4 separate regions of the Homo sapiens genome follow, and all the other regions are linked to region 2. Evidence: chromatin loops called from intact Hi-C (ENCODE). Cell type or tissue: mammary epithelial cell. All regions are shown on one strand. Region 1 has its middle 38 kb from the start of EDN1. Region 2 has its middle 110 kb from the start of LINC02530. Region 3 has its middle 21 kb from the start of EDN1. Region 4 has its middle 6.9 kb from the start of LINC02530.

Region 1 (8,000 bases), 140 kb after region 2:
AAGAGCAAAACTCTGTCTCAAAAAAAAAAAAAAAAAAAAGGTCTTACATAAGGTAAACTCACGGCACATTTATGAGCCTTGGGCCTATTTTTCCCTTTAAGCTAATCATTTATCCTTCCCCTTATCGTAAGTTTTGTCCATTTCCTGTTTTTGAGTTATGAACAGTCGGGCCTGTGTTTCCTGGGTGGTTTTCCTGCAATCATAATAAAGTATGATTGTTAAAGCCATTCCTCCTGTTCCTGTTATTTCTGTCCCCCAGTTGGCTAACAGAGCCTAGGACTTTTGCCCCACTGGCTACCTCCTCAAGTCTGCTTGTGTTGCCAGCAGTTTAGAAACGAGAACGTGGTCTGTGGAAAGTGCCCCCCATTTGGATCCCTCTGGAGGTTTTTAGCAACAGCTGGACCTCTCTGACACATTCCGATGCAGGATCTCCTGAGGACCTTGCAAACTGAGGATGGGGTGGGACTATCCCAAAACATATCACCCACCCACTCCCATCCCTTGAGCAATGACAGGGCTTCATTCATTCTTAAGCAAACGGTGTGCTCCAGGATACAGGGATGAATGAGATAGAGTCCCTGCCCCAAGGTTCTCATTCGCCCTTCTAGAATGCTTCAGAGGATCTGCCTACTTGAGCAACCTCATGAGGTGACATCATGGGAATCTGCACAATCTCATTCCATTTACTCACTAAATATTTGTTGAGCTCCTACTGTTTGCCAAGAACTGTGCTGGGTGCTGGAATACCAGGTCTCAAGGAGCTTGTTGCTGAATGGAGGATAAATAGGCGGTGACAGTGAGATAAAAGCCCAAGTAGGTGAAAGTGTTAGACCTTAGATGTTAGGAGTTTCTGGGTTATTCAGTCCAGCCTGCCAGGGGCTTATCAGCTGCATTAACAACAGCATTTCTTTTACATTCAAAGTAATAGCAAAGTCAGTGGTAATCTAGTGCACCTGAGATTCTTCAGCGTCACTCTAAACTCCCTTCAGACCCAACTTTTAGAGGTACAGAGGAAATCAGCTGGGGCAAATGAATGAATGGTTCAGAGATTTAAAAGAAGTAAGGGACGAGTAAATAATTGGGTCCACTTACCCAGGAACTGTGACTGGCTGCTTGGTTTCCTAGCAGTCAAAGCCAACAGCCACAGCCTGGGATGGGATAACACAAGCCAGGCACCAAAATAAATTTTTTCCCTTTTATCTCAGTGACCCAAATCCATGGGCCCCACTGATGTTTGTTTTGACTTCTTGGCTCTGAAGCCTAGGGCAGTTCTTGTGTGGTAGGCTGTTTGGTTGACAAATCTTTTAATGGACAAATTAGCAAGCTCCTTATGTGCTCACATATTAGCAGACCGCCTTCAGCCATGCACAAAACACTGGAGAGTAGGCTGTCCCCCTCACCCCAAACTGCAACCAATCCTTGATTATTCTACAGATAAAGCTTGGAATAACCTCAGATCCCTCTAGTCAGTTGATGGGAAAAAAAATGCTGTGTTAAGGATTGTCCATTTTTATTTTAAGGAAGGGAAAGGAAAAATACAGGAGGGTAAAATAGAAGTTATGGATGTAGCTGCTTTTTAGCAACCTTCCAAGCACATTTTCTGGAGGAAATTCAAAATTAAAATGAGATTTTAAGATTTCTTTTGCAATTTTATGGCCCCTGCCTTTTTTTGTTCTGGGCCACAGCATGATGAGTAATGAAGAGTTGGTTTTAGAACAGATCTTTGCTTCTCGCCAACCCCTTTTTTTGAGATATTTTCTTCAACCCCTTTTTTCCCATCAACTGACTTCAATGCTGGCTGCATGGCCTCCTTTGTAGCTCTAACACCCCAACCTCATTCCCCAAAGAAATAAGTTCTCTTGTGTCTGATAGTTCACACATTTTAACCACATAGTATTGTCCTTCTAACATAGGGGTTGAGGTGAGGTAGGGGATGATGCCTGTCTATGACTCCATCCTGTTGCTATCTGACGCCTCTTCCTCAACTCCAATCTGCCAGGCAGATTAAAGTACAGGGTTGCACACTATTACATTGTCAAAGATAATTCAAATCTCGTCCTTGAAGCTTTTCTACCTTCCCTTCAATTCATCACCACTTACAGTAACTATTGACTCTGCTCAAGGCTGAACGTGAGCTTCTGGGAAAGGGAAAATACCAAAGACGAATGTTTCCAAGCAACAGAGAGATCCAGATACATTTAGTGCTTCCCGAGACTCAATTTATTTATATGTAAAATGGGATAATCCCCCACTTCTAACACTGTTGTAAAGATTGGAGATAACATAAGGGCATTCTACTGAGCTTTAGAAGTGGAGGCACTCAACAGTTAGTAGCCATTTGCATTATCATTGTCACACACATCAATTTCTACTTTTAAAGTTGTGGCCCAAGCATCTCTGATCCAGCAAGAAGAAGGTCCAAGCAACTGCTCTGTGTCTTCTTATAATTGGTGACACAAGTAAAAGAAACAGAGAGAAGGGGGTTAGGGGGAACCCTCTAGTGGAGAAGTGAGTGAAAATTACCCCAACTCCCATTTCTTTTTTTATTTTTGTGATGGAGTCTTGCACTGTCGCCCAGGCTGGAGTACAGTGGCGTGATCTTGGCTCACTGCAACCTCCACCTCCCGGGTTCAAGCAATTCTCCTGACTCAGCCTCCCGAGTAGCTGGGATTACCGGCGTCCACCACCACACTCGACTAATATTTTGTATTTTTTAGTAGAGACCGGATTTCACCATGTTGGCCAGGCTGGTCTTGAACTCCTGACCTGGTGATCCGCCCCCCTCAGCCTCCCAAAGTGTTGGGATTGCAGGCATGAGATATTGCACCCACCACCCTCCCCCATTTCTATTCTACCTGGCTGCCTTAAAAAAAATCATATTTCATATTCCTTTCTTAGCTCCACCACTTTTCTCCCTCTGTCTTCTCACTCTGTTCTCTGCTCTGCTCCCTAAGTTGTCACAAGAACAATTTGTTATCTAGGTCCCCAGTGAAAAGAGCCCTGAGTCAGTCACCTGCACAGGAAGCCGTCTGAGCACCACAGCACAGGAGGACGGGCAGGCCTCATGGGTGAGTGTGCACACACAAGCCTTCCCAGGATGCCCTTGGCTTGGAATTCCATTTTCCAGAGTCCAATTATACAGACCCAGGGAAGAGGCCAGACCCACCCTCTCCTCACTGACTCCCTTATGAAGAATTCTTGAATAAAACAAAACACATCAGGCAGGGCACGGTGGCTCACGCCTGTAATCCCAGCACTTTGGGAGGCCGAGGTAGGTGGATCACCTGAGGTCAGGAGTTCGAGACCAGTCTGGCTAACATGGTGAAATCCTGTCTCTACTAAAAATACAAAATATTAGCTGGGCGTGGTGGTGGGAGCCTGTAATCCCAGCTACTTAGGAGGCTGAGGCAGGAGAAAAGCTTGAACCCGGGAGGCGGAGGTTGCAGTGGGCCGAGATCACGCCACTGCACTCCAGCCTGGGCGAAAACAGTGAGACTCCCTAGACAACCTCATTCATTCCATATGTGTTTATTAATTACCTACCTTGTGTCAGGGACTATTGTAGGCTCTGGAGACATAGCATGACACAACTGACAAAGCCCATGCTCCAGTGGGATTTACATTCCAGCATGGGAAAATCAGATAACGAACAAACATATGAATGCTGTGAAAAGGGACAGGTCAGGGGGTAGGGAGTGAGAGTGGAGGGTGCTCATTAAGAAAGGGGGAAGCAGGTATGTGATCACCAAGTAGACGCCACTTGAGAAGAGACTTGCTAGAAAGAAAGGTGAGTCAGGTGGGCGTCCGGAGGAAGAGCATCCCAGCAGAGCAAATGGTAAATGCAAGCAAATGCCTGGTGTGAGAAACAGCTTCAAGTGCTCAACAACAAAGAGGAGAAAAATGAGATTGCAGCTGAGTAAGAAATAGGGGAGTGGCAGGTGATGAGCTCAGAGAGGAAGCCAGGAACCTCTCAAGTAGGGACTTGTTGACCATGGCTAGGAAAGTGAATTTTGTTTAAATGAAAGGAGTGCTACTGAAGAGTTTTGAGCAGGTGTATGCAATTCAACTTAGGGTTTAACTTGTTTAGGCTATTCAGTGGAGAAAAGACCATTGGAGAAGCAGGGTGAAAGAGCAGAGCCCTGTTAGGAGCTTATTTGCACAGCACACAGTTGATGATGTTGGCAATAATTAGTGGTGTGGAGTCCATGCAGGCTGTTTTGCTCAGTCGCTCCTCCCACCAACCCAGAGAGAACTCCAAATTCCTCAAAAAGATACACAAAAGCCGCAGCAATCATTGCCTACTTTATGAAGATGTCTTCATGAGGACAGGAGGGAGAGACTATATCACAATCAGGGCGGCACACCATGTCGGAGGCATCATTTGACCTTCATGCTCTCCTTATCCTCTCTTTGGTAGACATCTCTCTTCTTCCTGCATCCCTGCTTCCTATCAACTTAAGATTGCTTTCCTCTCTGCTATGCAAAGATGTTCATCTCTGCCCCAGCTTCTGCTTTCAAAAAGCACGGCATCAAATCCCCCATAGTATTCAGAAAATGAAGTTCCCTTTCATTAACAAGATCTATTATCCCCTTAAGGCAATATCGGAGACATCTGTTGTTACTTGAGTGTGTTTTTGCCTTCTCCCTTCCTGCTTCACACCCTTCCTGCTTCACACCGTTCATCTGAACAAGGTAAGAACCTCAGTGAGACTGAGGCAAAAGTCTCAATCAGACAAGGTTTATTAAGCCAGCTTTACAGCACACCTGGAAAAACGTGGGCCACAGACACATCTGTGGCTATTTTTCCAAAGGGGTTTTTAGGAGGTATAGTATTTATACTTTTTTTTAAGGGGAGAAGACATGTAGGAAGAGGGGGCAAGCAGGCAGTAAGGGGGATGGTTACATTCTAGGGAGACTTTAGTTAGTACCCAATAAATCTACATTTTATGTAAGATAAGGTGAATGTTTGCAGAGAAAAAAGGGAGTAAAGGAAAAGTCAGGAAGTTTCTTGTCTTGTCTTTGTTCTGCACCTGGGAAGACAGGCCTGTATTCTATATTATCATATGTTAGTTTTAGGAGCTAGACTTAGATTGCAGACCTAAAGTTACAATTGGCATGACCTTGTTTATGGGAGGCCAGAAAAGAAATTCCCTATGAATGATCTGTGGGGCAGTCCTTTGCAGATGCCAGAGACCTGGCTAATGAGGAATGCTAGTAACAGCTATTTATTTGAAAGAGGGTGCTGCATGACTCAACCTCCAGGCTAAACCTTCCCTTTTGCTTAAGGAGTTTGGAGATCCTGAGATCTTTTGTTTTGTTTTGTTTTGTTTTCTTTTCTTTTCTTCCACTCTTGTTGCCCAGGCTGGAGTGCAATGGCATGATCTCGGCTCACCACAACCTCTGCCTCCCAGGTTCAAACGATTCTCCTGCCTCAGCCTCCTGAGTACCTGGGACTATAGGCACGCACCACCATGCCAGGCTAATTTTTGTATTTTTAATAGAGATGGGGTTTCACTGTATTGGCCAGGATGGTCTTGAACTCCTGACCTCGTGATCCACGCACCTCAGCCTCCCAAAGTGCTGGGATTATAGGTGTGAGCCACCGTCCCCAGCCGATCCTGAGATTTTTTAAATTTTGCTTTACAAAAGTATTTTTCCAAAAAGAATTCTGCTGGTTGAAATTTTTATCTCATCACACCTATATTTAGCATATATCTCTTTTAGTCTGTTAGTAATTCTGTTTGTTCATGATGATGTTTTCCAATAGACTTAAACTTCCTTAAAATAGGCAATCGCATTTATTTCCATACCTTCAGCATTGGCACAGAATCTGTCACTTAACCAACCTTGGTAGAATAGAACCAAACAGACAGAAATCTTTATCTTACTATTGTCTGATGAACTGCAATTCCTAGAGTTGGGTCTAATCAGTTGAATTTTTTTTTTTTAAGCTGAGCTTTGTAAAATTGCACACAAACTAGTGAAGCGGCGGCATTGTCTGAGCTAAATACCCAAGCTCCATCATCTTACACCAAGGAAATCGAGGATGTGGACACACAAGGAGTGAGCTTAAGAGCGGAAGTTTATAGGTGAAAGAAAGAGGAAAGCTCCCTTGTGCAGAGGAAGGGGTCCCAGATGGGTTTCCAGGTTCACAGCAAGATGCGGCTGGTTTTATAGATGAGCTTGAGGAGGTGGTGTCTGACTTACATAGCACACAAGAGATTGGTTGGACCAGGTGTTCCATTTACATAGCACGTGAAGAAACTGGCCATCCTACGCTAATCTTTTATTATTCAAGTGTGTTCTCTACATGGCTGGTGCCACGTTGTGTATTCCCTTATTGCACATGTGGTGACAAAGGAAAGGGAAGATGAAGACTCCATGTTGGATATGCCTGGCTCCTAGGTAGCCCTTTTCTATTGGCACAGCTGCAGGCATTCACCTGTGCAAGCTTCTAGCTTGCTTATCTGTGTCTGCAGCTTGATTTTTCAGGCTGCTCTTTGTTAGAAAAGAAATTATTTGGGGGCTGCTTTTTTTGAAAGGGAAGCTTTGCTGAGGACTCTCTTTCCATCACTAACTGCCTAAATTGTTTCTTTCTAGCTCCTGTATCACTAGGAACTCAGCATTTCTAAGTACAGCATAGAAATTTTAACTATCAATAGGTCTTTACTGAGATGGTAATAAACCCTCACCTTTCTCCTTCTTCCCTTCATCCTTGGATAGTTTGCCCCACTCATTGAGCCTCCTCTTGTTTTGTTAATTAAATCACCTGCAGTATTCTCCAGGGGGAGTTATCAGTGTTCCAAGGACAGTGGAAACTTCTTGGGATTGGGGATCTTGTCTCTCCATGTTCTGTTCGGCACCTGGGACACGTTGCTCTTGGTGTCACTCCAGGATATATGCTTTCCATAGCAATTTGTCTAATTGCGCTGAGCATAAAGTGAATGAAATACATAATTTGGTAGGTTCCTCTGACTGTGGTATCTGGCTACAGAGCTTTGTATGAAAGGTGTTGATTGGCTGTTATATATTCTACTGTCATCATCTCCCTGTCAACATCTCTTTGATAGAGAATTGGGGGTGGAGGGCAGCCACGAGGCAGCAGCACAGACAGCACTCATCTCATGTTGTCGGTAAGATGGGTCTTTAAAAAGGCACATTGCAAAGCATAGCAGATCTCTTGTGTCTAGCTTCATCTTGACATATATAATGCCAAGCATTAAATTCGGGTTTGTTGATATTACCACGTATTTTTTTAAATAATACCAAGGAACCTCAATAAATGGTCACTGGATTCCCTGGTAGGTAGAATAGAAGCCATGTGAGGGGTAAGGGCTGGATCCAATTTATCTTTGCATTCCCCAGACCAATCTTGCACACTGCCTGTCTCACGGCAGGTGTCTTCTGAGTGAATGAAGAAACCATCCCTTGTGCGTTTCCTTCAGGCTGGCTTTATTTTGCAAATGGCAGAGAAATAATGACGCATCATATTTTTTAAGACAGCCAGGGAATAAAATCTCACAATTTTCTTTAGTCTTAACATCCAGGGCTTAGTAATTCTTCCTGCTGGGAGTCTATTCCTCTCTTCTGAGTCTCAGCAGCTACTATATGTTTAAAAATTGTCATATTGTTACCCCATTCCCAGTCCTTTGTCTTAAACCACTTAAAAAAGAAATGCTTGTAATTCCACCAGAAAAATCCTAATTAGATGCTTAGCTTCTGAAACAAAGGCTTAATGAGTGAGGTCTTGTTCCACCCCCAGGGTGTTGACAAGGTCCCTCCTCATCTGTGAGTCTCCCACCATGAGCTGGCAGGACTCCTACCACCCAGAAAGTGATAGACCTACTCACTTTAGAGGCCTTGCCCCTAGGGGTAATACAAACTAAGAAGGCAGCAGAAGGCAGGGCCCCCTCAAAGCAATGAGATAACCTACCAGCCTGTGGGGAGGGGTTCCTTCCCTGTATTTCCTAACCACATCCTTTGTTGGAGGCACAAAGGAG
Region 2 (8,000 bases):
TTTATAGCAACACAAAATGGACTAACACAGCCAGCATCCATGAAACTGTGGCAGGTTCACTTGTTAGCTTGCAAGGTGAAATATTACACTCTTCTTCACAGTTTTTGACACACAGAAGACATAAAATCGTATCATTTTGAAGAGGTGCTGTTAATAATGAACCAAACATAAACATTTCCTCTGAGATCTTATTTATAGATGCAATCTATTATTTGATCTGAAATCATATTTCACAGAAGAATGAATGTCTATTTATTTATTTATTTATTTATTTTTATTATTTTTTTTTTTTGAGACGGAGTCTCACTCTGTTGCCCAGGCTGGAGTGTAGTGGCGCAATCTTGGCTCACTGCAAGCTCTGCCTCCCGGGTTCATGTCATTCTCCTGCCTCAGCCTCCCAAGTAGCTGGGACTGCAGGTGCCCGCCACCACGCTCGGCTAATTTTTTGTATTTTTAGTAGAGACGGGGTTTCACCATGTTAGCCAGGATGGTCTCGATCTCCTGACCTCGTGATCCACCTGCTTCGGCCTCCCAAAGTGTGACTATGTCAATTTAGCAACTGATTTTTCATTCCCGAAACAGTAGTAAAATATCCCTGAAAACACAGTTATTTCTGGAGGTAACAGAGGGAAGCAGAGGATGACATAGTTTATAAAAGTTCTTTCTTACACATTGGCTTTAATATTCTGATGATAGATTTTCCAAAAGCAACATATCAGCCATAGACAATTCTAGACATCTTCAAGCTTGCGGAAGTTGCAAGAAACAGGAGCAGCCTACCTGTCCATCTTTTTCCAGGTTTCTGATCTTTGTATTAACATAAGTATGATTTAGATCAAATGTCAAAAGATAAAAAAGAAAAACAAAGGTGGAGTTTGGAGGACTTATTTAAACAGGTGAAATCATTTCTTCACATGGTAATTTGTTTTTTTTTTCAGACAGAGTTTTACTCTTGTTGCCCAGGCTGGAGTGCAGTGGTGTGATCTCGGCTCATTGCAACTCTGCCTCCTAGGTTCAAGCAATTCTCCTGCCTCAGCCTCCTGAGTAGCTGGAACTACAGGCACTCACCACCATGCCTGGATAATTTTTTGTATTTTTAGTAGAGACAGGGTTTCACCATGTTGGCCAGGCTGGTCTCGAACTCCTGATCTCAGGCTGGCCTCGGCCTCCCAAAGTGTTAGGATTACAGGCGTGAGCCATCTGATCTCTTGATTAGAAGATGCATACTTTTATGTGCAGCTGTTAATGATTGAGAGTGGCATGTATTAACTGAATCTCCCCTTTATAACCTGCCTTGCTCACACTGCAATCAACCTGTTAACCTTTGTCTTACTTGGCCAGCAAGAGAGGGTGGCCATAATCAGCACAGTGTCTGAGGTCACTTGGAAAGTTCCACTTTATTTTTTATTTTTTTAGACATAGGTCTCACCCAGGCTGGTATGCAATGGTGCGATCATAGCTCACTGCAACCTTGAACTTCTGAGTTCAAGTCAGCCTCCTGCCTCAGCTTCTCAAGCAGCTGGGACTACAGGCATATGTCATCATGTCTGGTGAATTTTTAAAATTCTTTTGTAGAGATGGGGTCTTGCTATGTTGCCCAGGTTGGTCTTGAACTCCTGGACTCAAGTGATCACCCGCCTTGGTCTCCCAAAGCACTGGGATGACAGTGAGCCACCATACCTAGCCAAGTTCCCCTTTAAGTAAATACAGTACTTCACGTGAGAGCAATAGTCCACTTTACCAATGTTACCTAACCTCTATCAGAATGTTTCCTTCTGTTCCTATTCTCTTTCAGTCTGGGAATTTATAACCATCTTAAGTCATTTCAGTAACCAAAATCTTCTGAGGAGGGCAAATGTCATAGAAATGAAAAATGACGTTCACATTATTCACTTCACTTGTTCAGGACTGACACAGACTCTGAGCCTCTCCTCTCTCTCCACCCAGCATGCCCCTTCTCTGACAAGCTGTGTCCTGGAAAGAACTGCCTCACCACTGTTTTCTTCATACATGTTGGAGAAACTCCAAAAATCAGGTCAGACAAATCAGCTCCAACATGTGGGGGCAAATAAGGTAACACTGAGTAATAAGGTGAAATTTACTGGCTCACTGCACCTACTTGGACAACGAGGACCTCGCTCACCACCCCAGATCTCTCCCAGTTATTTGTAGGGTTCCCTTGGTGGTCCTCCCATGTGCTCAGCAGCAGCCCTCCCTGCTCTTCCACACTGGTACATGTGATGCCCACTATTGCCTGCTTGTGCCTGTCAGTACCTGGATCCACTGCCAGAGTTTTGATCTTATGTGCTTCCCCAGCTGCAGACCTGTGGGGCACCCAAGCTGTGCTATTTGTACCCCAAGTGTACATGAGGGGAATGTCCCTTTCCCCATTCCCTCCCTGTCCCTACTGTGTCCTGTTCTTTGTCACTGAGGCCTCAAAGCAGCTCTGCACCAGCCTTTGTATATCTTAAAGTCTCCTCTTCCTATTTTTGTTCAGGTTCTCTTTCGAGAATCCTCTCACCTAGTCCATGGGCCAGGCTGGGGGACAAGCATGGCTTCTCCAAGTCTAGCTTTTCCCCACTTCTAACTTAAGCCTTTTTGTGCAAACCTCTTCCTCAAAGGCCCTTCTCTGCCATGGAGATTGACATGCAAATAAGCCTTGGGGCTGTTTCTCCACCACCTGTTCATCATTCTGATGTTAATTTGAGTTCAGTCTCCCTAAAACCTGAGACTGTGTTTTATAATTCTTTTGTATTTTTCACAATAATCACAGAACTGAGACTAGAAGTCAAACAACATGAGACCTAGTAAATAAATGCCTGTTGTCTGGTTATCTATACTAATCAATGCCTCTCGTGCTTGAACAATCAGGAACTGAACATCAAGGCAAGACTTAACTTATAAAAACTAATGGCCGGGCGCGGTGTCTCACGCCAGTAATCCCAGCACTTTGGGAGGCTGGGGCGGGTGGATCACCTGAGGTCAGGAGTTCGAGACCAGCCTGGCCAACATGGTGAAACCCAGTCTTTACTAAAAATACAAAAATTAGCCAGGCATGGTGGCGCATGCCTGTAGTCCCATTTAATCGGGAAGCTGAGGCAGGAGAATCACTTGAACCCGGGAGGTGGAAGTTGCAGTGAGCCAAGATCGCACCACTGCACTCCAGCCTGGGTGACAGAGTGAGACTCCATCTCAAAAACAACAACAACAACAACAAACTTATGTGCCCATCCACTGAGCAAACGAGAACTTCTGTGGATTGTTTTACCATTTCTAGGGAACACGACGAAACTTCGTTAATCAGTATGACACAGAGAACCCCTTAGTCAGTGACACAGGGACTGTGCTGCCAACTGGCTCGTATGATCTCAACAAGTTTTTGTCCCCAAGGCCAACTCATGTGACTCATCTGTGCTTATATCAGGCAAGGCATCCTGGTTTTGAAATACCTGCCTCTTCATGTATGGGCAGGCAATCACTGGTTGTCTCTCATTCCTCAAAACCACATCTTCACTGGGTGTTCAACAGTAAACATGGGCCAAAGAGGGCCTTCTAATGGAGGTTACATGGTTTCAGCTCCTTCAGGGCTTCTGCGCAGGGCAAGTAGCCAGTGAGTCAGGAAGTTGCTAAGGCAACAGCCAATGCTCTCTTTGGCCAGTCTGCTCTGCCTCAAGTCCAAGAGGGGTTATAAAAGACTTGCAGCTTAGAGAGTGAAGTCATACCCCTCCCTCCCTCTTTTTTTTTATTTTTATTTTTTCACTGTTAAAACTTCTTTAGTCATCCAAGAACATAGAAATCTGAGGAAAATGTTTTGGAGTTCTGCTCTGAATCGTCTGGAAATGGGAGAAGTGAAAACAAGGCATACTAAACAAGGTTACGTAGGTTTGGAAAGAGATAGGACAAAGACGCAGAGGAAAACTCCCCTAGCTCTGAGTCTTTGGGAACCCATGTCCGTGAGTTCATGGGAGTGATAAGAATTCCTTTGAAAGGTTTTTGGTAGTATAGTTCGTGCAGGAGAGCATTTCAATTTTGTTAAGTAAACACAGTAAAATAAAGAGAACATTAGAATAAAGCATGAAGACATCTCTTGAGCCCCCAGGTGACTGTGTAAAAAGAAAACTAAGAGCAAATCTAACTTTCCCAGTAGTCATGTAGAGAATGTCACGAAATCAAGATGATGCCAAAAGACTTAGTGCAACTTGCAGTTGTCAAACACTTGGATGTTTCACAGTGTGCAGAAAAATAGGTAATATCTAAGAGTCAGGTTTGTTTATAGAAATCGTTAAGAATTGTGCTACATAGGATTGCTAGGTGTTAAGTTACAGAGTCTTCTGTCTCATGGCATTTAACAAACTAGGACGAATGTTTTATCACTATAGTCCATAACTTAGCATGCATGTTATTTAACGGCTCTAATAGGCAAAACCCCCACTCAGAGACAATGCCCACTCACAGAAGGGCCATTGCTTCTCCTTTCCTGCTTCTCTTTCATCAAACCAAGGCTGACCATTTAGTTCTCACCAGTCCCCTTCTCCAGAGGGCGGACACATGAACAAGTCTGCACAGACGCTTTCCATAGCTGGGGCTTCCAGAAGGGTGCTTCCAATGAAGCCTTCCCCTTAAGAGGGTGCTCGCTGCCCTCCTTCTGTCACATCTCTTACCTCCTCTACTCTCTGGTTTGATAATACCCCCACCCCCACCCCCACAGATTGTTAGGTTACAACAATATAAAGTAAAATGTTCAAGAATTCATTCATTCAACAGTAATGCATGGAACACATGCTGCATTTCAGGCTCTATTACAGGCCCTGGGAATACACTAATGAACAACAGAGATAAAAGCCCTGACCCTGGGGAGATTTCTGTTGTCGGGGAAGACAGATAATACACAAAGAAGCAAACTATATGGAGGTGGTAACTGCTGTAGAGGAAAATAAACAAGGAAGGATGAGAGAGGGCACTGAGGAGGTCCAAACTTAAGTGGGTGGGTTTAGGGAAGGCCCCAGTCAGAAGGTTTCAGCTGGGCAGAGGCTCTCTGAAGGTGAGGGAGCAAGCCAGGTGTGAACTGGGGAAACATCCAGGGACTTGGAAGAGAAGAGTGAAGCCTGTGGCAGAAGGCGCCTGGCTGGTGCAGAGGCAGCCTGGAAACTGGAGAGGAGGGAATGGGGTAGGCTGGCAGCAGGGGATGAGGTCAGAGATGGAATGGGCTGGGAAGAAACAGGGGAGAGACGGTTTTCTCTCTCCTGCAGACCAGTGTCAGAGCTTCCATTACTAGCTCTTACAGAGAGGGAGACCGATTACTATTACTAATAACACCGCCAAATGCGCTAGTGACCTACCAGGAACATTGCTCTGCCTGCATTTTCTCACTTCATCCTCACAGTGACCATAGCAGTTGGCTATCATTACCTCTACTTCACAAAGGGGTAAACTGAGAGCCGAGAGGTTAAAGGGATTTGCTCAGGATCACTCGGTTTGTAAGGAGCTGACAGCAGGACATAAGCCTGTGTAGTTCTCAGGCCTGCTCTTGCTAAGGTCACAAATCAATGAGGAAAGAAGGCATATTTGGTAAACACTGGGACAATTAATTTGATATCTTAAAAATTCCACTTAGAACTTAACTCACAAAGGGACTAGAATAAATTCCAGATGTATTAAGAAATTAAATATAACCTAAAGGCTTCAAAAACTAGGAGAAAATAGGAGTGTATGTTTAGCAGATTGCAATGCAGAAAATACACTAAGAATAGACGTGATAGAAAATAATTAGAAAGAAAGAGTGTGATCAACCTAAGGACAGTTTGCTCTCTGGACCCATGGGTTTGCATTCATGACTTCAACCAACCACCAATCGAAAATATTCCAAAAAATTAAAAATAAAAACAGTAAAAATAAAAATAATATAAATAAGAAATATGCCGTAACAACTACTTATGTAACATTTACACTGTATTAGGTATTATAAGTAAGCTAGACATTATTGAAAGCATATGAGAGGATAGGCATAGATTGTATGTAAATACTACTTCATTTTACATAAGGGACTTCAGCATCTTTGAATTTTGATATCCACGGGGTCCTAGAACCAATCCCCTTTGGAACCCAAGTGATGGTTACATGCTGAAATTTTAAACTTCTCTTTAAACAAATTCAGATATCTATCAGAGGATTAGTTTATTGTTTTATTTATTATTATTATTTTTTTGAGATGGAGTTCCGCTCTGGAGTGCGGTGGCACAATCTCGGCTCACTGCAACCTCCACCTCCTGGGTTCAAGGGATTCTCATGCCTCAGCCTCCCGAGAAGCTGGGGTTACAGGTGCCCGTCACAATATCTGGCTAATTTTTTTGTTCTTTTACTAGAGACTGGGTTTCACCAGTTTGGCCAGGCTGGTCTCGAACCCCTGACCTCAGGTGATCCGCCCAGCTTGGCCTTTCAAAGTGTTGGGATTACAGGTGTGAGCCACTGCACCCGGCCACTTTATTTTATAAGGAATATGCATACGTTTATAAGGAATATATGTAAAAAGGGAAAAAATGATCTATATCACTAATCATCAGGGAAATGCAAATTAAAACCACAATGAGATATCACCTCACATCTGTTAGAACAGCTATTACCAAAAAGACCAAAGATACCAATGTTGTTGAGGATGTGGAGAAAAGAGAAATGTACACTGTTGGTGGCAATTTGGATTAATATGGGAATTATGAAAAACAGTATGGAAATTCCTCAAATAATTAAAAATACAACTATTATATGATCCAGCAATCCCACAAGCAGACATTTCTCCAAAGGAAAGAAAATTAGTGTATCAAAGAGACATCTGCACTTTGATGTTTTTTTGCAGCACTATTTACAATAGCCATGATATGGAATCAATCTAAGTATCAATCAATAGATAAATGGATAAAGAAAATGTGGTGTATATACACAATGGGATAACATTTAGTCATGAAAATAAGGAAATACTGTCATGAGTGACAACATGGATGACCCTGGAGGACATTAAATGAAATAAGCCAGATACATAAAGACAAATGCTGCATGACCTCACTTATATGTGGAGTCTAAAAAAGTCAAAGTCATAAAAACAGAGAGTAAAATGGTGGTCACTAGAGTTTGGAGAACAGGGGTATGGGGAGATATTGGTCAAAGAACACAAAATTTTGGTTAAGAGGAGTAACATCAAGAGATCTATGGTATGTCATGTTGGACTATAGTTGATAAGAGTATCTTATATAGTTGAAAATTGCTAAGAGTAGATTTTAAGTGTTTGCACCACAAAAACATAAGTATGTGAGGTAATGCATATGATTTAGCCATTCCACAATGTGCACAAATATCGAAACATCATGTTGTATACCATAAATATATACAATATTTACTTGTCAATTTTAAAATATAAAAAATAAATATTTGCATATTGAACAAATGTGCAAACAAGGAAATATAAATGAAAATTCAATTAAAAATGTGCAAAGGGCATTAACAAAATTTTAAAGGGAATGGGGCAGGCATTTGGTTTGTGACATATAACTAGGTCACTAACATGATAACTAGGTTACAAACATAAAAAACCATTCAATCTCACTCACAGCCAAAGAAGGAATTAAAATATATTTTTTCTCCTATAAAACTAGTTTTTAAATGGTAATATTTAACAAATACTAACAAGGATGCCTAGAAGAAAGAACAGTTTAACTTCTGTTGTTGTCGCTAGTTATGTACCTTATTAAGGTCTGTGTTCCAGCCATAATCTCTCTTTGGCAGAGGTTTTGGCTTTTAGATTAAATGGAATTCGAAGTGACTGTTTTAGTCCACAAGAATGTTGGCTGTTGCAAAATCAGCACAACATAATAAAGTACACCTGGAGCTCTAGAAGGCCTTTTGCTGATGACTTCTCATGTCTGTGCTTATTTCTTCTTTCCTGGAGATAACATCCCGGGAGATAACAGGAAAGAAAAATCTTTGCAACCCACAAAATGGCTAGAGCTGAC
Region 3 (8,000 bases), 160 kb after region 2:
TGAAAGAAATCAGAACAGTGACTTCTCCTAGGCTCTAGTGGGGCTGGGGGTAGGGCAGGAGTGAGTGTGTGTGAGGGAACTGACTGGAAAAGGAAATGAGGGGTTTTCTGGGTGAAGGAGGTGTTTTCTATCTTGGTTTGGATGGGTATATATAATTGTAAAATCCATCAAATGGGATCACTGTCTAGGCATTTTATTGTATATAAATTATACCTCATTAAGATGATTAAAAATTTTAAAGAGACCCATAACTTATAAAACATCTTTAAAAACCCGAGGCAAAATCTCTGAAAACATTTACTGGAAGGGAACAAAATAAAAACATCCTGAAACTAATGGGCTGCAACACCTTTGCAATCTGACAAAAGGATGACTCTTCACATCTACCTCCTCCGTACTTCAGTACAAGCCTTTTTGGTGTTGCAACATTGTCCAAGTTAGGAGAAATGCTATGTTCCTCTGGCCCTGGGTCAGAGAGCGATGGGATTGACCAAAAGGAAGGACCAGTGGAATTGACCAAAGGAAAGCAAATGCTTAGCTTGGTCTTGATGTAAAGGGTCAACCAACACACACGTACTGCCAATTGACGCTCATTGACATGGTCAGTGTCAGACTTCTGGTGGAGAGAAAAATGCTACTTCTGTCCGTGCATTCCAAGAGTCAAATTCGCCAAGCTGCAGAAGGCAGTCAGCAACAACAAGGAATTGCTTGCACACAGGCCAGTCATTCCTGATGCTCTTTCTTTTCCTGGATATTTCTGTTGGTGGGCACGAGCAAGCAAAGGGAGCTTAGAGTGAAACCCAAGCATTAGTGAGAAATTAGAGTTGACAGATGAGTGTGGGAGGGTGGGGAAGGAGGGAGTGAGGACGGCATCTCCTTCCCCATGTCAAGCATATTTCTCACCCGTTACAATGCTCCTTGTTCTCTGATGTGTCCTTTCCCATAGAGGAAGTTATTTGTGAGAGAGGAGGAGAGGAGCTAGCTCATGGGAAAAAAATGTCTCTCGGGCTGTGAGCAGTGAATTGGCTTGTGCCCAAGTAATGTCCTCAAGGTGTGCCATGAGAGATGAAGTCACTTGGCTCATTTTACCAGCTTCAGGATGGCATTAAGACCTGACAAAGCCAGGCAACACGTACAAGGAAACTAACCTGAGGCAGGACCGTGGCACTGAAGGAGTCTCCCTGGATGCAGCAAAGGTGGAGACCTTGTCCAAGAAAAATGCTGGACGGGCCTTTACCCCAAAGAGGAAAGCTGGGTCATGGAACAAGGAAATGAATTACATCAAGTGAAAATGCACATCTGATGCCCAGTCCAGACCAAGGCATGTACGCTTCCAGAGGCACGCTAGCATGCTGGCACCCCTTCAAACTATTATTCTTTGCATATTTTGTTTGTTCAGCGTGTATCTAGTTAAAAAAAAAGAGAGAGAGAGAAGAAGAAGAAGAAATAAAAAAATGAAAGGGAAAAAATGCTTTTTGAGAGGAGGAAGGGGTAAGCTTTTTTGAAACATAACACATACGGGAAAGAGCATATATCTTGATGTGCAGCTTGGAGCATTCCTCCAAAGTGAACACGCCTATGTTCTCAGCACCCAGACCAAGAAACAGAAGACAGAAGTCCCCCAGGCTCTCCTCTGCCCACTACCACCCCACCCCCTAAAGGGAGCTGCTCTCTTGACTTCTAACATTGAAACTGTTTTTTTAATTCGTGAAGTTGTAAAGCTTTTTATGTTCACACTAAATCGCTAAATTTATCATTTTAATTTATTTGGAGCTCTTTCATTTCGTGGCTTATGTTGTTGCCCATAGCCAGAGGACAATTTGCACTCACATTCCTAAGTAGAGGTCAGTGACACGTATATATTGCAAGGCGGTGTTCCCTAGGTAGAGCACTTCATCTCGTCTTTTTTTATTTCAGCACGTCTGTTCCTGCTGACTTCGAATGATTGTCAAGTGGCTGGACTCAGATGTTAGCCGTCTGTCATTGCTGCTAATAACATATTCATGTACAAAAACAACAGAGGTAGGTTGATGCTGGGGAGGAGTGTTTTTTTTTTTTTTATACTGGAAGACATCATCTACTTTGGTCAAAGTAAAACAATTTTTATTTCCAGTAATGAAAGGAGTTGCATGTGGAAACCTGAGTTACCAGGCACCGTTTTTCTGATTTATTATAAGGATGTGTTAGCACCATTTCTTAGAAACTGATATTCCAGAGAGATGCCCAGTCTTTTATCAGATATATGTATTGCAAATATTTTCTTCAGTCTGTGACTTGACAAACCTCTTAGTACCTTCTGGCCTGAAAGTCTCTAAGACTCTCAGTTCAGGCTTGTAGATGACTTTAAAGCCAAGTATGGGAGAGATTCCAATCATTCTCCTTGCAATATGGGGTTGGGATTGTCATCTCAATTAACAGACATTCAAAGCGTGCCTTCTCTGGATGCTGAGAACACAGAGATAAAAAAAAGATGCCGTGCCTCCCCTACAAGAGCTCTCTGTCAAGTGGGGAATCAGACTTGTTAACAAATACCAGAGGAGAGACCACAAAGCCTTTTTGCCTTGAGAAGTCCAGGAAAGCCTCACAGAAGAGAACACATTTAAAAAACAGCTCACCAGCAGAACCTTGAAGAAAAGCCATTCTTCTATGAGAAAGTGGCATTTCAAAAGCCTGGGTGGAGAGAAACGAAAGTTCACAGCCAGGGTGAGGAATAGCTAACATTTTATATATATCTATATATACGTGTATATATAGATATATGTATACGTGTATATATAATATATGTAACATCTATGTAATATATATGTAATATGTATGTTATAGAGGTAATATATGTGTTATGTTATATATGTAATATATGTATATATACACATATATACATATATATACACTTATATGTATATATACGTGTGTATATATACATTTGAGATGGAGTCTCATTCTGGCACCAGGCTGGAGAACAGTAGCGTGATCTCAGCTCTGCAACCTCCACCTCCCGGGTTCAAGCGATTCTCCTGCCTCAGCCTCCTGAGTAGCTGAGACTACAGGTGTGCGCCACCACGCCCAGCTAATTTTTGTATTTTTAGTAGAGACGGGGTTTCACCATGTTGGCCAGAATGATCTCTATCTCCTGACCTCGTGATCTGCCCACCTCGGCCTCCCAAAATGCTGGGATTACAGGCATGCGCCACTGCGCCCGGCTGCTCACGTGGTATATTTTTAAAATTAAACATAATCTAAAAAACACCTATGTCTGAACCACCTGGGTTCTTGCTAAAACAAAGATTTCTAGGTTCTATCATTTACTAGGTCTTAATTTCTGGGGTTTGTGACCTGGGAATCTTCATTTTATCAATTTTTCTAGGTTAACTCTGTTGCACACAAAATTTGAGAAATGTTCCCCTACGATAGTACCAATGTAGGGTGAAGATAAAACAGGAGGGCTGGGCATGGTGGCTCACACCTGTAATCCCAGCACTTTGGGAGATCGAGGCAGAAGGATTATTTGAGGCCAGGAGTTTGAGACCAGCCTGGGTAACAAAGTGAGACGCATCTCTACAAAAAATAAAAAAATTAGCTGGGCATGGTGGTGTGCACCTGTAGTCCCAGCTACTCAGGAGGCTGAGGTGGGAGGATCGCTTGAGCCCAAGAGGTCGAGCCTGTAGTGAGCTGTGTTCATGCCACTGCAGTCCAGCCTGGGCAACAGAGAGAGACCCTGTCTCAAACAAACAAACAAACAAACAAACAAAAACAGGAAAAGTAAGTTAGGGTCATATGGTGAAGGGTTTGTGTGATGAATAAAGGGCCGGTCTCCAGAGTTTCATATGGAATGGTAATCTACAATCACACTGTGTGGTAGGTATTATTATCTCCATATTATAGATGAATAGATGGAGACTTGGGAAGGTAAAATAGCTTCCCAAGGGGCTTATAAGCAGTGGAGCCATGATTTGAATCCAGGTATATCTGAATACAATGACCATACTCTTAGTCATTTTACTGCACTTGAGCCACTTTCCTGATACATTTGTGCTGACCAGGCTCCCTTTCTTACCCCATTCTCCTTACAAGGACTCCCTCTGTTGGGTGCAATAACTTGAATAGCTTGGGCCTCACTTCAGAGCTCTGTTATTCCACAGGGGTATCTAGGCAGCTGGAGCCCTCTGTGTTCCGGACTACAGATTCGGGGACCCAAAGGTGAGTCCAACTCATGTGACTTTTGTTCATCAGTAGCACAGTAGATTTGATTGTTACTTTTCCTGAGCACTTACTCAATTTCTAGCGACAACTTTTATTTTCATGGTCTGAACATTTGATGATCTCTTTAAGCAACTGATGGTTTATAGAGGTAATTGTCTCTGTTGAGTGAAAGGTGACAGAATTTAGCTAGAATCTCCTCTCTGTCTGTCTATTTTTAGTTCAAATCTATTAAGAATATTATGCCAACCAGGAAGTTAATATCTGGACTGGCGGGTTTTGTATTTGTTGGTTTATATTTGACATCTGACTGAAATTTTAGAAATGAAATTATAAGCTTTCTCTGTGAGTATGTCTGTATTTAGAAAGTCCTTTACTTCTCATCGTGTGAGTGTATAATATTTTTCTATCTCCTGATAATATCAATAAGCTAGATTAGGAAATGTCTTAAAGAATCTCTAGTCTGATTTGCTTAGAGATAAATAAGCATTTATATTGACTAAATATTCCTTTATTAAGAATATCCCTTTATGAAGAGAAAGAAATTAAGAAAATTGAACCTCTAATACTTTCAGTGTGGGGATTAAAAAAGGTATTGTTATAGATATTAACTCAGAAATAATTTAGAAATCTAATTTTATGTAATTTAGGTACTTTTTTGGCAAATGAGTCTAGCTTAATAATTTTGATTTAATAAATACAGCTAAGTTTTCTCTGATTTATCAGTGTTAAATATTGCATAAGCACAGATTTTGTTATATTTGTAAATATTTTTTAAACTTATACAGATTTACTAATTGAGGAAGCTAGCATCACTTCTACTAAATGTTTAAAATGATGAAAAAATGCGAATTTGTGTTTAAGTAATTTGAAGACTTATTTTGACAAATTTTATTTCAGCAGTAATTATGTTATACAATGTGTCAGCTTGAAGATAATTTGCAAAGTCTTTAGGAAACTTAAAACCTTGGGCCAATAATAAATTGAGTTAATGAATGGATATCCAGTAGCTGCCTAGATCATTTCTGAGAAAAGCAGAATACTGAACGTTAATTGCTAAACATCATTTTAAGTTTATATAATTTGCCTCTTATTTTATGTGGTAAAAATCTGTATATATCTATTAATGAATTTCTGGCATTTTGAGAAGTTACACTAGTAGGGATACACATGAACACAGAAAAGTATAGGAGCTTCTCAGAAAAGGAATTTTCTTTGTCATGGCCAAAGTTAGGTAAAGTTTAATGGGTATACATATAAAATTTTCAAAAACAGCTTTAGAGGCTGGGCACAGGGGCTCATGCCTGTAATCCCAGCACTCTGAGAGGCTAAGGCAGGTGGATCACCTGACATCAGGCGTTTGACGACCAGCCTGGCCAACATGGTGAAACCCTGTCTCTACTAAAACTACAAAAATTAGCCAGGCGCAGTGGTGTGCGCCTATAGTCCCAGCTACTCGGGAGGCTGAGGCATGAGAATCACTTGAAACTGGAAGGTGGAGGTTGCAGTGAGCTGAGATCACAGCACTGCACTCCAGCCTGGGCAACAGAGTGAGGCTCTGTCTTTAAAAAAAAAAAAAAAAAAAGAGCTTTAGAAAACTAGAATTTTGTTTTCTTTCTGTTAGATGAATTTTTTTCTTGGATTATTGGTTTGCTTTTGATAAAAGATTGTAAATGGTTATTCTTTATCTTCTGTGCAATCTGCCTAGAAAACAAAGTGTCTGTGTCTTACTAGAATAACCTGGTTTATGCTGACTTTATCATGTCTTAGTCTGTTTGGGATACTATAACAAAATACTATAAACTAGGTGGCTTATAAACAACAGAAATTTATTTCCCACAGTTCTAGAGGCTGGGAAGTCCAAGATCAAGGCACTAGGAGATTCAATGTCTGGTGGTGAGGGCCGCTTCCTGGCTCATAGGTGGTGCCTTTTCGCTGTGTCCTCCCATGGTAGAAGGCTCAGGGAAGCTGTCTTGGGCCTCTTTTCTAAGGGCACTAATCCCATTCATGAGGGTCTGCCTTCATGACCTAATCACCTCCCAAAGGCTCCATTTGCAAATACCATCACATTGGCAATTAGCTTTCAACATATGAATTTTTGGGGGGACACAAACATTCGAACCACAACAATGTCCTTGATTATTTAAGAAAACAGAGTTTCTTAGGAAAGAGCTAAGCTTCTTTAAAATCATGTTACCTCTTATATTTACTTTTTAAATTTTTTACTGTTGTTTTAGTCAAATACGTAGCCAAGTATTGTTTCTCAGTAACCCATAGTCTTACCTGACCAAGTGTTCAAATCGCCTAACAACTTTTGGTGTTTGTCTTCCCCAAACACAATCTTAATGATTTCTTTTGCACCTAAAACTATTTCTGTAATTTTTCAAGGGCAGGGGGCCTGGAAAAGTAACAAGATTTTTACTTTTATCTACAAAGATGAAAAAGAGAGATGCTGGAAATAATTAGGTGTATTTGATATGTTACAACTGATGAGTTAGCAAATCAGATTTGCTTAGCTTTCTCTAGCTAAAATGTGTGTTCTTAATATTTCAGAAAGTGTGTGCTGTAGAAATCCCTAAAGAATTGTCCATACCATCACTCTTCATATGTTTCTATTTGTCACGGTCCTAGTTCTGCTGTGCCTAATGTTATACAATAGTACAGTGCTATCAGTCATAATTTCAGTTATTTTTAAAAATATTAACTTGGTCACAACTTTGCTTCTTTGATTTGAACCTAGAATCTTCTAGGCCAGTGATTTTCAAATGGGGATACATATCACCTCCCTATGGAGTTTTATTAACATATAGATATTTAGGATGTACTCCAGACTCATTCAGAATATATTGTTGATATATTCGTGGTATATTCTAACTATATGCTTGATATATTCATGGTATATTATGTCAGGATTATTACAGTTATTTATCAAGATTTTTTTTCTCTGTAAAAATAATGTTTACCCGTGATACAGTTTGGCTCAGTGGAGGCAGACGTCCCCCTTGCTATTCTCATGATAGTGAGTGAGTTCTCACAAGATCTGATGTTTTAAAAGCACCTCCCCCTTGGCTCTCTCTCTCTCCTGCCACCATTGTGAAGAAAGTACCTGCTTCCCATTCGCTTTCCACCATGATTGTAAGTTTCCTGAGTCCTCCTTGCCATGCTTTCTGTTAAACCTGTGGAGAGTCAATTAAACTTCTTTATAAATTACCCAGTCTCAGGTAGTTCTTTATAGCACTACCTGAGAATGGACTAATACAACCCAATTTTATAAATCAAATGTAATAGCCACTCTTTGAAAACAGGGGAAATTATCTTCTTGTCTAAAACCTTTTGGATCGACTTCCTGATCTTGTTTTGTACTCCACACGAACAGCCAGATTTCCTTGTCAGTTGCATTATTGTTCTAATGACCTGTCACCAGATCTTTCACTTTTGAAAATTATCAGTAAGAAGTTAACCACAGTGCCACTTTATGTCTTTTGTCATCTACAGATAGTCTTTGTTTTACTCTGATGCATCTCAGTCTTTGCAAATCAGCTAGAGGCCATAGTGCTTGTCCTCGGCGTGGTATCTTCTCAAAGCCCTGTAGAAAAGGATGATGCCAGATTGTCCTTCACTTTTGCCAGATACTTTTGGGTACTGGCTTCTGATGGTGTCACTTAAACAATATTGAGAACATACCAGTGGACTGAGTTAGGATTCCTAGAACTCTAGCCAAGAAACAAAGGGGTTCATGAGACTCTTCACTCAAGACTGAGTGGAATACAAATTAACTACATAGCACTGAATGAGCTGACGAG
Region 4 (8,000 bases), 110 kb before region 2:
GCCAGAGGGAGGCACATAGCATGACTTTGGAGCCAGACATAGCTTTATATATTATATTTACTTTAGGGGGCAATTCATTTACGGGCACAGGCAGGGACATAAATACCTCCTTTTCATGAGGGTCCCAGAGGGACAGCAGGCATACAATGTCACTTCATACCACACAAACAATACAACATAGAAGACTCCTCCTAGCATAATAAACAAGCCACAGTCACCGTGTTCTTGACATTGACAATGCTTTTTAAAGTTAGATCAAAAAGGTGCTTGGGCTTTTTAAACATGTTTTTAAACTTGGTGTCTGTCTGGACAGGGCAAAAAGTCCTCTCCATCTGTTGGATGCAATAGACCTGGAAGTCGCGTGATTTAAATAAATTGTGCTTGCAGCATTTTGAAGGTATTTTTCCTTAGGAGCTGCATGGTAAAAAGAAATTATTTGGGGTTTTCGTTCTGTCCACAATGTTTAATCAAGTATAGTTTATATTACTTTTCTTTTGATAATTAGACAAAGCCTGGTAGAACAGAGAGCAATCCAATAAAGAAGTGAAATTTCAGCTTACATTTTTCAGAGGATCACTGAATACATCTAAGATTTACAATTTTAATTATTGGCTATAACTATTAACTTGTAATTAATTATATAAAGTATTTTGATATTTTGATAGGTTTCTTAGGAGTTTTATTTTTCTTTTTTAAGGGAGGCAGTAACTAACTTCTCTTTTAAAAGAAAATTAGCTTAAACATCAATTGGAAGTTAAGGCCAATATTAGAGAAACATCAAATTACTTCCAAAAATCAACCAGTCTGTCTCCTTGTGTCTGTCCTGCGTTTTGAAAGTGTGAAAAACCAATAATAGAAATTTTTCTCCAAAATAAATTAAATATCATTTACCCAGGAACAGGAACAAAAAGTTTCTCAGTCCTAAGAATGTAGTCATCAACATATGTCTCTCTGTATAAATGTATGCCTGTTTAGAAGAAACAAAATATTCTTCAGACAATATCTACTTATACTCATTAACAATTTATTTACCAAGAGTATGCACTCTTTCTTACTAGAGTAATACTGAGTAAGGAAAAGGAATTCAGACCTGTATCCAGCCAACATGGGTATTATTGTCTCTAACCAGTCATATCCATGTTAGAGATTGTCTGGTTAGAGTTAGAGCAGGGACTCATATATGACTGGGACACAAACTGAGATAGATAAATCCCAAAGATAGACATGGATAAATTGCTAAGGGAGGCCCTATTTGAATTTCAATAGACTCAAATGTTAACTCCTGCCATCACAAGCAGAACAAAACATTGTATGCTCAGATACCAGAGTGTTTAATTCATCAGCGGCTCTGTTGATCCATGTGTTGTATGGGATCTCCAAGATGTTCACTTTAGTAACCTACCTGCTCATGGAAACAACCAAACTTCAGTTTAAGTATGGCTTATCTCTTTACTCATGATTGGCATTTGGAGCTTCTTTTTTTTTTTGAGATGGAATCTTGTTCTGTTGCCCAAGATGAAGTGCAGTGGCAAAATCTCTGCTCACTGCAGCCTCCACCTTCCTGGTTCAAGCGATTCTCCTGCCTCAGCCTCCCGAGTAGCTGGGATTACAGGCGCGCACCAGCACGCCCAGCTAATTTTTGTATTTTTAGTAGGGATGGGGGTTTCACCGTGTTGGCCAGGCTGGTCTCCAACTCCTGACCTCAATTGATAACACCCGCCTCGGCCTCCCAAAGTGCTGGCATTGCAGGCGTGAGCGACTGTGCCTGGCCTCATTTGGAGCTTCTTGTAGACTTCTGAGAAATGATTTACCTCAGTTGAAGGAAGATGGATTGCATGTCACAGGCAAAGTGTGTTTGGACAAGCTGTGTGAGAGTTTTCATGGCTAGCAAATACATTGTCCCACAAAAGGACATAAAAAAAAATATCTCACTCTAACACTAAGAAATACCACAATTGATGTCATAGTTTTTAAATAACAATTTGTATAGCTGTGGTCTTGACCCACAACAGTCAGTTCTATCCAAATACCTTGCAAGACTTGTTTCCAACCGTCTCTATAAACAGTGAGAGCATCATCCAGTGTCCTGAGGTAGTTGATTTAAGCTCAGAGGCGGGCCTCGCTCTCTTGAAAGAAGCTAAAGGATATTTCTCCTAATGCTGGCAGGGAAGAAGAATTATCAGTTTACTCCACAACATTGACCAGCTCAAATCACACAAAAACAGAAACTTTCCATGGTTTCCAAGCTGTGGCGTTTTCTAATAGACTTTTCTGCCTATCAGTAATTCTTTCCAAGAGGTTGGAAAGATTCTTTTTAAATTTATCTTTAAAGCAAAGGTAGAGCACCCTTTGGAAATCATAGGTTGTTTATGGTGTCCTTGCTGTACTGTGAAATAGTCAGGGGCAGTAAGAGTTTCGGTTGTGGCTGGGGAAGAGTCTATCTCCTCACCATCCCCCATCCCCCATACCCATCTGCCCTTCTTAGGGATTTTATTCCATCAGTGGTGGGAAGGATCATCTTCAAAGTCAGTGAGAAAAATGGCATTCACTAGAGATGTTAGAATTTGGAAAGAGTGGCCAGGCCCTGTGGCTCATGCCTGTAATCCGAGCACTTTGGTAGGCCGAGGCGAGTGGATCGCTTAAGGCCAGGAGTTTGAGACTAGCCTGGGTAACATAAGGAGACCCCCACCTTAACAAAAAAATTTTTAAAATTAGCCAAGCATGGTGGCCCCTGTGATCTCAGCTACTCAGGAGGGTGAGGTGGGAAGATCTCTTGAGCCTGGGAGGTTGAGACTGCATTAAGCAGTGTTTGCACAACTGCACTCCAGCCTGGGTGACACAGCGAGACCCTGTCTCAAAAAAAATTGCAAAGAGTTACTGGTGGGACCCCAACACCCAATTTGTCAATGGGACCACTTCCAGAGTTTCAGGATTTACTACTCCCAGAATAGAGTTGCAGTTGAATGATACAATATGTGGTAATTTATCAATAATATGATTAGTACCATTTCAACCAAGGTCCAAAAAATTCAATGGAGATTTATATGAGACAGATGTTCCCTGAGATAATTCCTGCCAATAAACACAAATGGGGCTCCAAAGAGCACCCATAAACAGGGTAAGAATTAAATAACAAAAACCGGAGACAATGGAAGGATTATGAATATTCTGATGTACCATCTTTTTTTTCTGAAAGGCTTTGTATATTATTCATTTTTTTTCTTTAAGAACAATAAATAATATTGATGACTTGTTTCTGACTCTCTTGGTCAAGTAAAAGAAGTCAAAAGAATTCTAGTAGTGGCAGGGTGACCGAGTCTATTCTATATAGTGTCATTAAAATAATTGCTATTTGCAAGCTGACAAATTGTACCAAGATTCCCTAGGTTTTGTTTTTCTTTGAACCACATTTGGAACAAGAATAAACAAATCTCACTGCAAGGTGATGAATTGGATTTAGTCCTGGTTGATTCAGGCCTGGGCGATGGTTCTGAAATTCTTGTCTATGAGTCTGAACCTGTTGAGTCATTGAAAATCAGCAGTACTAGGGTGCGCTATGCTGGTGTAGTGCAAACCCAAAGCCATTAAAGGACGTAACACAATAAAATATTATGCTCTGGGTTGCCCAGGGGATGAGCAAACCTCAGAATGCCCAGACATGCACCTAAAATTAGGAGGGGTCTTCACATTCTTTAACAATGCCAATTCTCCTATTGTTGAGAAACACAAATTGGTGAATATTTCTGGATGGGTTTTCTCAAGCTGACAAGTGATTTTCTGGCTCTTTGTTAGAGAGAGAGAAAAAGGAGAGAGAGAGAGAGAAAGAATTGCCCTAAGGATAAACTATTGGGCTCAAAATCCAAAGTAGACTTAAGATGATTAATGTAAATTTTCTTGACTTCATTTATTTATTTGTAATAATGTTGTCATCTTTGTTCAATGGGATTCTTAGAAGTTTGTGGCATATGGCTTAAGTTACACTTGAATAACCTGACCTATACCTTCAAAATCTTGCACATGCACATTTTGGAAATTTTAATGAGTCAAATGTCAATGATTTTTTTTAGCAGCCAGTCCTTAACATGAAACACATAAAACACAAAATTTACTTTCAAAAAGTCAATTTCATACTCATCTGCAGCTTAGGATTAAATCACTCATATGAGGCAAGTAAACTCAGAGAATGATTCACTTTACAAGGGTTCTGCAGGAGGAAGCCTAAGACATGTTTGCCTTGAAAAAATAATACATCTCAGTTGTTTATCAACCTAAAATTCTGGGCACATTTTACACTAAAATAGAGAGGAGTAGGATTTCATTTTTTCTCTAATCAATTTCCTTCACAGAAGCAATAAAAATCAGACCCAAATATGCAAGGAGACTCAACAGTCGATGTCATTCAGTGCCTCTTTTCACTATGAAATAGATAATATTTTGTTACCTTAAGGAGATTACAGTGCTATCTGCTTCTTCTCCTGTTCCTCTTTCTCCTCCTCTTTCCTTTTTCTGGGGATGGGGATGTGAGATTTGGGAGAAGGTTAACTGAATGGCATATGATGAGGGACAATTTTAAGACATTTCAAACCCTTGTGTCTCTCAGGCAAATAAACAGCCCTATTTTTGTCTAAAGAGTGTGGGTTAGGGTCTGCAACCTGCCCTTGCGCAGCAATGGAGGGAAAGGAGAGTGACAGTTTCAGGGAGCTCAACTCACCCAGGAGGGGCAAAACGTTCTTTGTGAATTCCTTCAAATCACTGAAGCTGCCTGTCAGATTGCATCTGAGTGTTCTAGCATATCCCTGGGAGCCGCAGGCCATCCCTTGCTGCGAGGGTCCTGCGTCATTCTGAGCAGCAGTGCCTGGAATGCAGGCCCGCTGACTTTGAGGAGTGTCAGTAGGCTCCTTTCCCCAGAAGCCACACATGACCTGGGGCAGACAGCCTCTGAAAGCTAAGACTGGGAGCTGCTGGACATAGAGGAAGAATAAGACAGAAAGGAAGGAGGGAGGGAAAAGAGAAAGGAGGAACATAGGGTAATAAGCAGAAGGAGATTAAGGAATAACAGAACATTTTGTTGTCAGGAATGAAACCTATCTCCATGCCCACCCCCTAAGATTTGTTTACCCAGGTATTACTGCATACCTATAGCTATACACATACCCAGACACAGCCATACCTGTACATATACACATAACTATAGCTATACACGTACACACAGACACACGCACACCCATACCCACACATACACATATACATATACCTGTAGCCATGCACATGCACTGACATATGGCCATAAACATGCCAATAAACATGCACACAGCCATACACATACATACATGCATGTCCATACCCATACACATACACAAACACATACCTGTCCATGTACACATACACAGATGCATAGCCATAGTCCTACACATGTACACACTCATGCCCATACATATACACATAACAGTACACATCCCCATACCTGTACACATTCATAGCTATGTACATATATGCATATTAACCAGAATCATGATATTGTTCTTCTTATCAATAGAAGAATGTCATTACTTTCAGATCATTATACATATATCATTACTTTCAGATCCTCATGCATCATAACTGGAAACTAATAACTCTGTAAACTATAAACTGTGTAACCAGACATGTTTTTCTCAGCACGCATGGCTTCCATTCCCGTTTAGTAGTAAAAGCAGATCAGGGCTAAGTCCTTGTTAGCAAATCATGCTGATTTATTTTTATTTATGTGTTGCGCGTACTGGTTGGAAAGGTATTAAGCCTGTGGGACATTTAGTAGAATATTCTTCAAAATTCTTGAAATTGCTGATTCAGTTAGAGAATTCCACAGGCATGAGTTCTTACATGAACATTGCAGTACAAAGATTAATGACCTAAGCATTTCAGTTTTAGCTTCAAGTCTAAAGGTGGAAAGGGGCCCACTCATAATTAATAAAGTGATGCTGACTCATACAGGCTGGTAGGCTTTTTGCCATAAACAGAATAAGTGTATCAGCTTTAAAAACAAAATTTAGGCCTTGTCTGTTCCAGTTAACTTGGTATACATGAGTTCCATCAATCTCTATTTACTGTGTTAGACATTACAACTGAGGCATTTAAAAATATTTATTTATTCTTTCATTTTAAAATAACAATAAGCAATTCTATTACATGTTAACCTAAGTAACATATTTTTATAAAAAGCTATATTTTCCAAAACAAGAAACAAATTTAGTGAGAAGGGTGGCATCGCTTTATATTTTTGCAAGTCTCTTTAATGTCTGGCTTAACAGAAGACAGCTGGGTTCTCAAATCTGTTTCTGCATTCAATCTGCTGTGTTATGTTGATTTCGTTGAAACGTCTGAAAAAATCCAGTCTCACAGAGATAAGTAGTTGAAAAAGTGAAGAATTTGTAGCCTACCTGAAAGAGCACTGCTGCTGTAGACAGTAGCCTATCAGAATCTCACACCAGTTTCTAGCAAGATTTATATTTTCGATAGATTATTCTAACAGGCCAATGAATTAGAATGAGCGAGACTACCGTTCAGAGGCTATTCTGTATGGCAAGGTGATAGAACTGAAAGGGTTAAGTGACCCATTCATGTTGAAGGTGACAGAAAGAAAAGAGAAGAAGGTGACAGGGAGAGTGGAGGTGGAACACAGGTTTCTGTAGGGGATGACAAAGACTATGATGTTGCCATCAACTGTGGTAAGGATTAGCCTTTGGAAGAGTAAATCTTTGTGAGATAGGAGGAAGGAATAAAGAATTCTATTTTGAATATGTTGAGTGTGAGTTCCTGTTATGCATCCAGATAAAGGTGTTGGGGAGACATTTGATTCCATGAGTCTGAGATACAGGGGAGACGCCCATGCTAAAGACTGGCAATTGCCAGTCATCAGCAAACAAAAAGAGGCTAAATATTTGAGAATGGAATAAGTTCTCCAGAAAGAACAAGTAGAGTGAGGAGTGTGAACAAGAACAGACACTAGGAAACACCAAAGTTAAGGCTGGATGGACAGAGAGAATCTCATGAAGTGACCGAGAATGAGAATAACCAAGAAGCTGTGGTATAACTAAAACCATGAGAGTATAGAATTCACGAAGACTCTGGCTAATGGATTTACAGCAGCAGGAAAATCAAGCAGGATGACGACAGAGATATGGTTATTGGTGTTCGTAGAACAATACCAGTAGAGTGGGTTGGACAAGCATGTGGTATCAACTAGATTGTAGGGGACTGAAGCATAAATTGGAGGTATAAGTAGAAACAGTAGAAATAACTTTTTCCTAGAAATTTGGCCGAAAATAGAATGAGAAGAACAATGCTATAACCAAGCAGAGTCAAGAGAGTTTGATTTAGCACAAAGGAGACTTGAACATGTTTATGGGATAAGGCAATGAAGGTAGTTGCGGGAAGAACTTGAAGACATGGGTTATTAATCATCACAAAATATTCTAGGGGATAAAGGGAAAAAACTATCAAGAGAGCAGGTATTATGTCTCTTTCATTCTCTCTCAAATATCACAGAATATTGATCTTACGGAGAGAACACAGACAAGTTGAAAGGATTAACAGATTCAACAATAAGCAACAACTCATTTCTGTGGTTATTAAAGGACATATTAATAATTTGTTGACATTTAGTAATATGGGATGAGAATCTGGAAATGAGTACTCCACTACAAAAAAGGACAGGCAAGACTGGTAAGTGTGGGGGAGAAGGGGAAAAGATAAAAATTAGCCTAAAAACTACTCCCTTACCCTCCTGCTTACAAGTTGGTGTCTGCTTCTCAGGAAGGAGAGACAGTGTACCAATGACACAGGCAGAGTAAACTGCATGTCGTTCTCATTACAGACAGCAGCTGTGGTTTTCCCCAACAAGCCCCTTTGTTGTCATCAAAAATAACTGATATAAAGAATAAACTCCTTAGGGAACCTTTTCCAAATGGTGCTCCTTGGAACACGAGTGCCTTTTGAAAAATTCATAAGTCATTAAAAAT

What was found. A loop is a pair of places that touch in the nucleus more often than their neighbours do. Peaks named below come from ENCODE experiments on the same cell type or tissue, not always from the same donor. Only the 100,000 strongest peaks of a DNase experiment are listed, where the experiment ranks them.
Region 1: it touches region 2 in a loop (4-fold over the local background); 5 of 110 quality-filtered maps call a loop at or near these places.
Region 3: a loop joins it to region 2, with 4 times the contacts of the local background. A loop is called at or near these places in 5 of 110 quality-filtered maps.
Region 4: a loop joins it to region 2, with 4 times the contacts of the local background. A loop is called at or near these places in 3 of 110 quality-filtered maps.

What each region holds. Positions count from the first base shown.
Region 1 is chr6:12,324,816-12,332,815 of GRCh38, reverse strand. No RefSeq gene overlaps it. Among named protein-coding and RNA genes, the nearest start is that of EDN1, 38 kb to the right of the region's middle. In mammary epithelial cell, no CTCF peak of the experiment used is centred here; DNase peaks (open chromatin) are centred at 3,915 and 5,225; H3K27ac peaks cover 4,235 bases.
Region 2 is chr6:12,468,323-12,476,322 of GRCh38, reverse strand. No RefSeq gene overlaps it. Among named protein-coding and RNA genes, the nearest start is that of LINC02530, 110 kb to the left of the region's middle. In mammary epithelial cell, no CTCF peak of the experiment used is centred here; DNase peaks (open chromatin) are centred at 2,012 and 3,492; H3K27ac peaks cover 2,625 bases.
Region 3 is chr6:12,307,378-12,315,377 of GRCh38, reverse strand. No RefSeq gene overlaps it. Among named protein-coding and RNA genes, the nearest start is that of EDN1, 21 kb to the right of the region's middle. In mammary epithelial cell, a CTCF peak has its summit at 4,085; DNase peaks (open chromatin) are centred at 987 and 4,037; H3K27ac peaks cover 1,959 bases.
Region 4 is chr6:12,574,474-12,582,473 of GRCh38, reverse strand. No RefSeq gene overlaps it. Among named protein-coding and RNA genes, the nearest start is that of LINC02530, 6.9 kb to the left of the region's middle. In mammary epithelial cell, no CTCF peak of the experiment used is centred here; DNase peaks (open chromatin) are centred at 3,513 and 5,933; H3K27ac peaks cover 3,213 bases.